2 separate regions of the Homo sapiens genome follow, and region 2 is linked to region 1. Evidence: chromatin contacts called from ENCODE Hi-C or POLR2A ChIA-PET data. All regions are on one chromosome and are shown on one strand. The core of a region is the stretch at or near the end of the contact, and the rest is flanking DNA. Distances in the headings are between cores, read along the strand shown. Region 1 has its middle 85 kb from the start of LNC-LBCS. Region 2 has its middle 15 kb from the start of ID4.

Evidence for each region. A loop is a pair of places that touch in the nucleus more often than their neighbours do. ChIA-PET counts read pairs that join two places held with the same protein, here RNA polymerase II (POLR2A).
Region 2: a loop to region 1 is called in a map of Caco-2, with 2.4 times the contacts of the local background. The contact joins two enhancer-like sites. A Hi-C loop is called at or near these places in 2 of 168 maps with a recorded cell type or tissue (Caco-2 and aorta). POLR2A ChIA-PET finds 5 or more read pairs at or near these places in 1 of 52 experiments (activated T-cell).

What each region holds. Positions count from the first base shown.
Region 1 is chr6:19,717,526-19,721,759 of GRCh38, reverse strand. No RefSeq gene overlaps it. Among named protein-coding and RNA genes, the nearest start is that of LNC-LBCS, 85 kb to the left of the region's middle. RefSeq lists enhancers at 1,442-2,641, 1-2,769. Within about 2 kb of position 2,004, at least 2 of the 41 ENCODE cell types and tissues checked have a DNase peak (open chromatin) inside an H3K27ac peak, as active enhancers do.
Region 2 is chr6:19,849,974-19,854,207 of GRCh38, reverse strand. No RefSeq gene overlaps it. Among named protein-coding and RNA genes, the nearest start is that of ID4, 15 kb to the right of the region's middle. Within about 2 kb of position 2,317, at least 3 of the 41 ENCODE cell types and tissues checked have a DNase peak (open chromatin) inside an H3K27ac peak, as active enhancers do.

The sequences.
Region 1 (4,234 bases), core at 755-3,254:
GCTGGATTCTGATAAGTGATTTTAGGTTTTAGAATTTTTAAGTTAATGTATAAAATCTACTATGATGCTCTTAGAACACCTGTGTTCTCCTGCCTTTTTTTTCCCCTAGTTGACTGATACAAGGCACAGGTGGTGCCTAATTAACTTATTTCATGCAAATAAAAACATATTGCATGATTTCTTCTCCTTAACTATATAATCACTGAAACACGATGGTGCTGATTAAAGCAACAAACTTTGGGAGGGGAGAATTTAGCATCTTCTGTCAGTTCTCCTATGCTGAAGGGATTTATGATCCATGTAAATCTGATTTAAATGGAAAAGTGATGGGAACGTGTATTTCCTATGCAAGAAAACGATTTTCCTCTATTTAGTCTTTTCTCTATGTCATAGGACACTCAGTGATACAGAATTGAAAAAGAGAAAGACCAGATTTCCCATGGAGATGGAGAAATTGGAAGCCCAGATGAGGAACCATCTCATATAAGCAAGCTTATGTGTTTTGATTTCGTGTTCAGATATTCTTATCAATGATTTCCAGAAAGTGACATTGATTTGCTTTGGAAACAATGATGGAAAAACAGTGAGTGTGTACCGGAATGCTTTTAGAGTTCTAAAATCATACTGGAAAATGTCCGAGCATTCCAACACAGCTATAAACAGTACCATGCTGTATTTATGGGGGGTGGCAAGTCTGTTTTTAAAAGTCTTTGCGATATTTTTTCTATGTTTTTAATTTATTGAATTAAAGCCAGATTTATTCAATTAAGATAATACACTTCAAAGTTAACTGCCATTTGCTGTTCATTTAGGCAAGCTATTGTACAGTTATGTAAATTTCATGAACAGAGACACTACTTGAGTGTCTTAATTACAAGCAGAAAGTGTCATTTAAATATGAATTAAGTGAATAGTTGCCTGTATTTCCTGTTTCTGTATTTTCTGTCTTCTGCCCAATGATCCATACTGTGTTAGAAGATTTTTCTTTTTCCTGTGAAAGAAAAACACCTCCACTATGAAATATTAAAAAAAAAAAAGTCGGGAAACATGTAAAAACGCCATTGTTATTGCACTGATTAGTACTCAGAGCCATTTCTGAATAACAGGGTACCAGGTTTTTTCAGTTGGCCACTGATAGTCATTCTCATATTGTTACTGAGATCTAAAAATTATTCCAGCTTATGCTGGGGGAAATAATTTGCTACATGTGTCATTTGCTCCAATTCATTATATATGTGGGTTCATTTTTTTTTTAAATCCTCTTTTAAAAGTACTAATTTATAACACGTCCAAACATTGTCTTCCTTACTCCAATGCTGGGCTGTGCATATTTTTATCATTCTTTTATCTTTGTCAAAAGCAACATTTATTTTCAATTTAGAACTGTCACAACCATATTTGTGTTTAGCAAATGTGACCCATGACCTGATACTTTGCTGATTTCTGTGAAACAATTCCCCATGCATCTTGGACTTACTGACCAACATTGTTTTTGTTTGTTTCTGTGTTTTGGATGATTCTTATGTATACATAAAAATGACCTAGAGACAAATCTGGCATTAATCATGAAGAAAGGCAAGGATTCACAATTAGTTAATGAAAACCACACCTCTGTTCTGTGGAGTCAGTTCCCAGCTCCTGTCTCCAGCCTGGGATATAGATGCAGCCTGGGAAGATATTCCCAGCACCCCCCAAGGTAGATCCTGCGTGCTCCCCCAGGAGTGAGAAGTTCACTATTCACTCAGTGCTTGCATCATCTTTTCCAACATGTTCCCACTGATACATTAAAGGAATTAATTGCTCATAATGATCTCACCATCTGTTAACAGAGGTTCATACCTACAGGCTGGTGGCATGCGGTGGTTCTATTCAGGGATCAATAGGCAATGCCGGGCGAACGCTTTCCCACATTGCCTGCCTTTGCACGCTGAAAGGGGGAGGAGGGCTCGGTGCCGGCCATCTGCTCCTTGTCTTTCTGTGCGAGACCTTGATGCGGTCCAGCACAGCTCTGATCTGACTCCAGTCCGATTGGAATGTGGCTGATCTGAGAGCCTCTCAAAGCTGTGAAAGTGAGTCAAAAGGAGATGCCCATTGTCCAGCATGGCTGAAAGAAAATGATCACTTTAAAATTCATAACTCCCAGGTGCCTGCCATCTATTCATGGGAAAAACCCTCTGAACTTCTCTTCATTAAAGAGAGGGGAGTCTTGCTAAAAAGAGAGAAAAGGAAGTAGTTTGTGGGAATGTGCAGGGGATTTTCAAGCTAAACAAATGAGGAATTTGGAATTTTTCACTTGTATTAAAAGAACTGTGTAGGAAGGAGAAGCCCTTATTTAAAAAAAAAAAAGGGTGAGAGGAGGCTTTCCTTGGACACTATAGCAACTAATAAAGAACATTTTAATTTTTCTCCAGAGGAATTCAAAGATCACCCTGTCTTTTTACTTTTATTACCTGGAGCTGTGGAAACTTTCCCATTTGATTCTGAATAACATTCTTAGTCAATTTTCACTTCTGTTCCACAGGGGTGCAGTTTGGGTGGGAATTTGGGGAAGAATGAGAGTCTGGGAAATTCCTAAATATGGTGTTGGACATCTATGGACACAGTGAAACTCAACTCCATCAGCTGTTGCATAGGAGAAGTTTATGCAGCAGGGCTACTTGCACCCAGTGGAAGCATCTGTCAGGAGAATTCTTTCTGTGCCTTGAAAACCAAAAGAGCCATTAGGAAATAGTAAAGAAATAATAAGAGAATCTCTGTGCCTTGGCAACTCAAGATTCAGAGCTGAGTCTCACAGCTGTGGGAATCACAGGCCGGGTGGATCTTGGCTATTGGTCATTGTAGACAATCAATGTTGCATCAGAGTCACACAGGAGCTCAAAGAGGATTTATGGATTAATGGATTGAGAGCCAAACAAAAGCAGAAATAGAGAGACCTATGTTCTGTCTCTTGAAAATCTTTTAACATACAGATGATGATACTTAAGGCCCAAAGAGGTTAAGTGACACATGCTCAAAGTCACCCAGAGTTTGTTACAGAACCTGGGTTATAACCTCCACTTACAAGCAATTTAATTTCTAACACTTCATGCTGCCTCTGTTAATGGTGTGAGGTTTAATTTAAAATTATTTTTCCCCAGCTTTCCATCATTAAAACATAGATCAGTATCACCAACCTAAAGATTTAATAGTTCCCTTTAAAATAAATTCTGAGCTTTAAAGAAGATTATAAACACTAATATTCATTACTAACACATACAAAATAGAAAATCCATCAAGTCAGGTACTAATATCTGACAGGAAATATTGAAATAAATGATAGAATCTATTGGCAAAACAGGATGGCAAAGTTTAGCTCTCTTGGACAACAATGGCCAAATAAAACAAGAAAGAAGAAAAGTAAAAATTGGCGATGATCAATGTAAAGCCAGAAAAGCACTCATTTGATAAGCAGGGAACTAAAGGAGTAGGTGATGAGAAAGAGATAGAAAAATCTAGAAATAATCCAAACTTCTGGAAATGAGAGAAGATATGTCTGACAGAATCAGTGTTACTGGTCCTTCTTAACGGATAAGAAGTTACCACCTGAACCATATTTTTTCTAGAAATTTCCATTCAGGCTGTTGAGAGTCTTTGTTTTGCATCGCTTTTCCTCTGTGAGAGCCTATCTCTAATTTTCAGTGCAGTGGACAGGAACGTAAAATTCTTTGGACAGAATTGTGACATATTATATTTATAGTGGGTTTAGGTAGAAAAAAAGAAATCCAGGTCAATTGTAGATTTGTTTCCTAATCCAATGTGATTTCTTTTTCTTTTTTTTCTTTATTTTTTGAGACAGAGTCTTGCTCTGTCGCCCAGGCTGGAGTGCAGTGGTGCGATCTCGGCTCACTGCAAGCTCCGCCTCCCGGGTTCACGCCATTCTCCTGCCTCAGCCTCCCAAGTAGCTGGGACTACAGGCGCCCGCCACCACACCTGGCCAATTTTTTGTATTTTTTTATTAGAGACGGGGTTTCACCGTGTTAGCCAGGATGGTCTCGATCTCCTGACCTCGTGATCCACCCGCCTCGGCCTCCCAAAGTGCTGGGATTACAGGCGTGAGCCACCGCGCCCGGCCCCAATGTGATTTTTAAGTTATCAGATTGTTTGACTCGTTGTAGTGTCAAACCCTATGGGTTATGTATTAATAGTTAGAATTGCTGAAATACAGATAGGGAAAAAACTCAACAACCCTGAAGAG
Region 2 (4,234 bases), core at 1,068-3,567, 130 kb before region 1:
CACACTCTGTATCTACTCTGTACTACTCTGGTGGGGCCTTGGAGAACCTTTATGTCTAGCTCAGGGATTGTAAATACACCAATCGGCACTCTGTATCTAGCTCAAGGTTTGTAAACACACCAATCAGCACCCTGTGTCTAGCTCAGGGTTTGTGAATGCACCAATCCACACTCTGCATCTACTCTGTACTACTCTGGTGGGGCCTTGGAGAACCTTTGTGTGGACACTGTATCTAGCTAATCTGGTGGGGACGTGGAGAACCTTTGTGTCTAGCTCAGGGATTGTACACTCACCAGTCAGCGCCCTCAAAACATACCACTCGGCTCTACCAGTAAGCAAGATGTGGGTGGGGCCAGATAAGAGAATAAAAGCAGGCTGCGCGAGTCAGCAGTGGAAACCCTCTGGGGTCCTCTTCCACGCTGTGTAAACTTTGTTCTTTTGCTCTTTGCAATAAATCTTGCTACTGCTCACTCTTCGGGTCCACACTGCTTTTATGAGCTATAACACTCACCGTGAAGGTCTGCAGCTTCACTCCTGAAGCCAGCGAGACCACAAGGCTACTGGGAGGAACCAACAACTCCAGATGCGCCGCCTTAAGAGCTGTAACACCGCGAAGGTCTGCAGCTTCACTCCTGAGCCAACGAGACCACGAACCCACCAAAAGGAAGAAACTGAACACATCCGAATATCAGAAGGAACGAACTCCAGACGCGCCACTTTAACAGCTGTAACACCGTGAGGGTCCGCGGCTTCATTCTTTAAGTCAGTGAGACCAAGAACCCACCAATTCCAGACACAATATTATGATTTTTCTCAGCACTATATTGTTGCTATCTTCTTGTCCTCCAAAAAACCCCGCATGATTTTGAGGAAAAGTTGGCAATAGTTTCTTTCTTTTTATTTTTAGGGGTCATGTTCACCTGTTCTTTCTCGTGTTTGGTAGGCACTAGGAAATAGGAGCGTTGATTATCCAGGGACGTCAGGGTAGCACAGGGAGACGTTATGAGGGAGGGGTTGAGGGAGGGGCCATGGTACCAATGGTTACTGGAGAATGCTCCCATTGCAGCAGAGCAGTTGTTGGGGAGGTCTGCACAAAACCTGGGTTAATGAGCCGTGCCTAGCCCAGCAGGTTTAACTTCCTAGAAGGGCTGCCTATGTCCCTGTGACCTGTCACTGCTGTGAGAACCTCAACCTCTACTGTCTGGGAAGGATGGCTATCTTCAGCTGGACAGGCTTGCAAATCGTATTCTGGCATACTTCTTCATTTCAGTATCTTTATCAACAGAACTACATGCAGACACTTTAGGGGAATTAATAGATCAGCCCAGAGGGGGCAGGCGGATAAGAAATGAAATTACAATAGCGAAGTTATGGAAACAACCTAAGCATCTGTCAATGGATGAATAGGTAAAGAAAATGTAGTGTATATATACATACTGGAATATTATTCGACCTTAAAAAAGAAGGAAATCCTCCTATTTGTGACAACATGGATGAACCTGGAGGATGTTAAGTGAAATAAACCAGAAACAGAAAACTGTATAACCTCACTTATATATGGAATGTAAAAAGGTAAAACTCATCAAAGCAGGTTTAGAAGGGTAGTTATGGGGAGAGGCTGGGGGAGTAAGGAGATGTTGGTCAACGGGTACAAATTTTCAGTTACGCAAGATGAATAAGTTCTGGAAATCCAGTGTACAACATGGTGGCAATAGTTAATGATATTGTGCAGTATACTTGAAATTTGATAAGAGGGTAGAGCGTTTAAGTGTTGTCAGCACACACATACACACACAAATGGTAATGATATCAGGTGTTGGATAAGTTAATTAGCTTGATTGCGATGATCATTTTACAATGTATACATATGTGAAAACATCAAGTTGTATACCTTAAATATATGGAATTTTTATTTGTCAATTATACCTCAATAAGCTGGGAAAAAAGAAAAGAACAAGTAATAGCATGCTTTATACTTCTTTTGCTGCTTCATAAAATTGGTTTTGCTTTTGCTTTGGAAGAACACCAGCAGAGAAAGTAGCACTCAAAAGGGGAGTTAAAGTGCTGTTCCAGTAGGCTCTGGATTAGCCAGAAGGTTGAAGCAGCCCCTAGACAGGGAAAAGAGGCTGTCTTCAGGCAATAGGCCCTATTTAGGAGTGCAGTGTGCCCTAAAATTCAAAAGAGGGCAGCAGATAACTTGCACTGCCTGTAGGACCAGGAAAGCGTGTAACTTGAGGAATGTCAGCAGGAAAATTTACTGGTTTTTCAAAACTCACGTCATGCAAGGGTTAGGTGAACCAGAAATTGTGTTTCATAAATTGTGTGTTTAAGTGTAAAAGCAAATATTTGATGAATGGGATCTAAGGAGCTTTGGTGATGTGGAGGGGCAAGTGCAGGCAGATTGTCCACCATGGCAGCCTCGTGCTCTGTTATTTAGTGATATAAAACCTTGCGGTGGCAAGGTCAGCAAAGTTAAGGCCAGAGTGCATGAGAAATAGCTGTGGAGTGTGAGGTGAAGAGGCTGCGTGTGTGCTTGTACAGTCTCCTCGTTGCTTTCACCGAGTCTCTCCAATGAGCGCGACCCTCCTCACAAAGTGTGCACAGTGCTTCTCTCCTGGGTAAATTTACAGGATGTGGGAGACAGTGAGTCTCTCTGAGATTTTCCAGCACTTCCAGAAGAAAGAAAGTTTGTGTTAGGAAGGACAGGCCCCAGCTCCCTGGGACTTCAGGGAGGCTGGGGGGAGCTGCAGTGGAGAAGAGGAGGAGGTTGCTGAAGGAGAAGCAGCCTGAAGTTCTCAGGTTGAAAATACAAACCTTAGCCCCATCCTGCGGAATTTTGGGATTTCATTCCTAGGATCACCCTATAGACCTCTTTATGATTCAGTTTCCTGGAAAAGATGATATTATGGTATGGATCCTAAACACAGTTTCACAAGGAAGTTCTGTGTCTTTTGGCAGGGGAAGAATAGTGAACAAAGTGCAATCTTACTTTTAAAATAAATCTTGAAATGATATTGCAAGCCTTATGAGATCTCTGATAATCTTTTTTTATTTGACCTGGTTTTAAGTAATTCTTTTTATTCTTGATGTTTTTCTTAAAAGCATTTTAGAATCATTCAACCTTCTAAGAAAGCATCAAACCATATAAGCAATCTAATCTAAAAAATGATACCTCTAAAAGTTGAAACTTTTGTTTATTTTGACTACTTTTTGATTACTGGAAAGAATAAAAAAATTTTACTCTATCAACATTGGATTATATAAACTGTAAAGAGCTTCTACTAAGACGTGTGAAAATGCACATTTTCTTTTTTTATATAACTTCAAAATTAACAGATACTATACTGTTTAGATACATACCTGATGCTAGATAAAGAGTTCCTGAGAAACATGCCCTAAACTTTTGGACTGATTTAATATGAAACAATTACTACAGAGCTGAGTTAATCAGCCCCTTTATAGATTTTGGCGAAGATGATTCTCTTCATATGTATAATAATGAAAACCAAACTTGGCAAAAGCTCACAGGTCTACAGTGACTGTGTATTTCTTTGCATTCTCTAGAATATTGAGGGAGGAGATTATTTTTTACTGGTGTTTTACTCTCAGGAAATTAGAATTGCAAGTTGATAAACAAGTTGATAGGGTCTTTAGGGCCTGTGTGATCAATCAGGACTTCTGGGGTTCCTGTAGGTATCCTTGAAGTCTGCTTGTGGGTTGTATAGTCCAGAGTGATCATGAGATCTTTCACCTCAGAATGACTGTAGATGAAAAGATACATTTCTTTTGCCAGAGCAGTTCTCTCTAGAGTTTCAAAAACAATAATTTTGTTCTCTCAGGAACATAGCCCTCTCAGGAATAACTCCAGTCGGTCCTCAAATTACAAATACAGAAAGAATGGCTGTGTTTACAGAATTTTTATAAGAGAAAAATGATCTGTAAAAAAAAAGAAATATATGCATCAGAACAAATAGGAATTTTTAAAAGAAACAACTCCTAAGATAAATACTGAAAAAAAGAAATGCTCTGATAATATAAATGATTCTACTATGTACTGAACTCAATAAAGTCTCCTTGACTGTGAGTTGGAAGCCCTGAAATTTTGCTGGCAGCTCTGCCCCTAAGTTAGGTCATCTTATGAAGGACACATTTTATTTTATTTTTATTTTTTTGTAGAGACAGTGTCTTGTTCCATCACCCAGGCTGGAGTGCAGTGGCGCGATCATGGCTCACT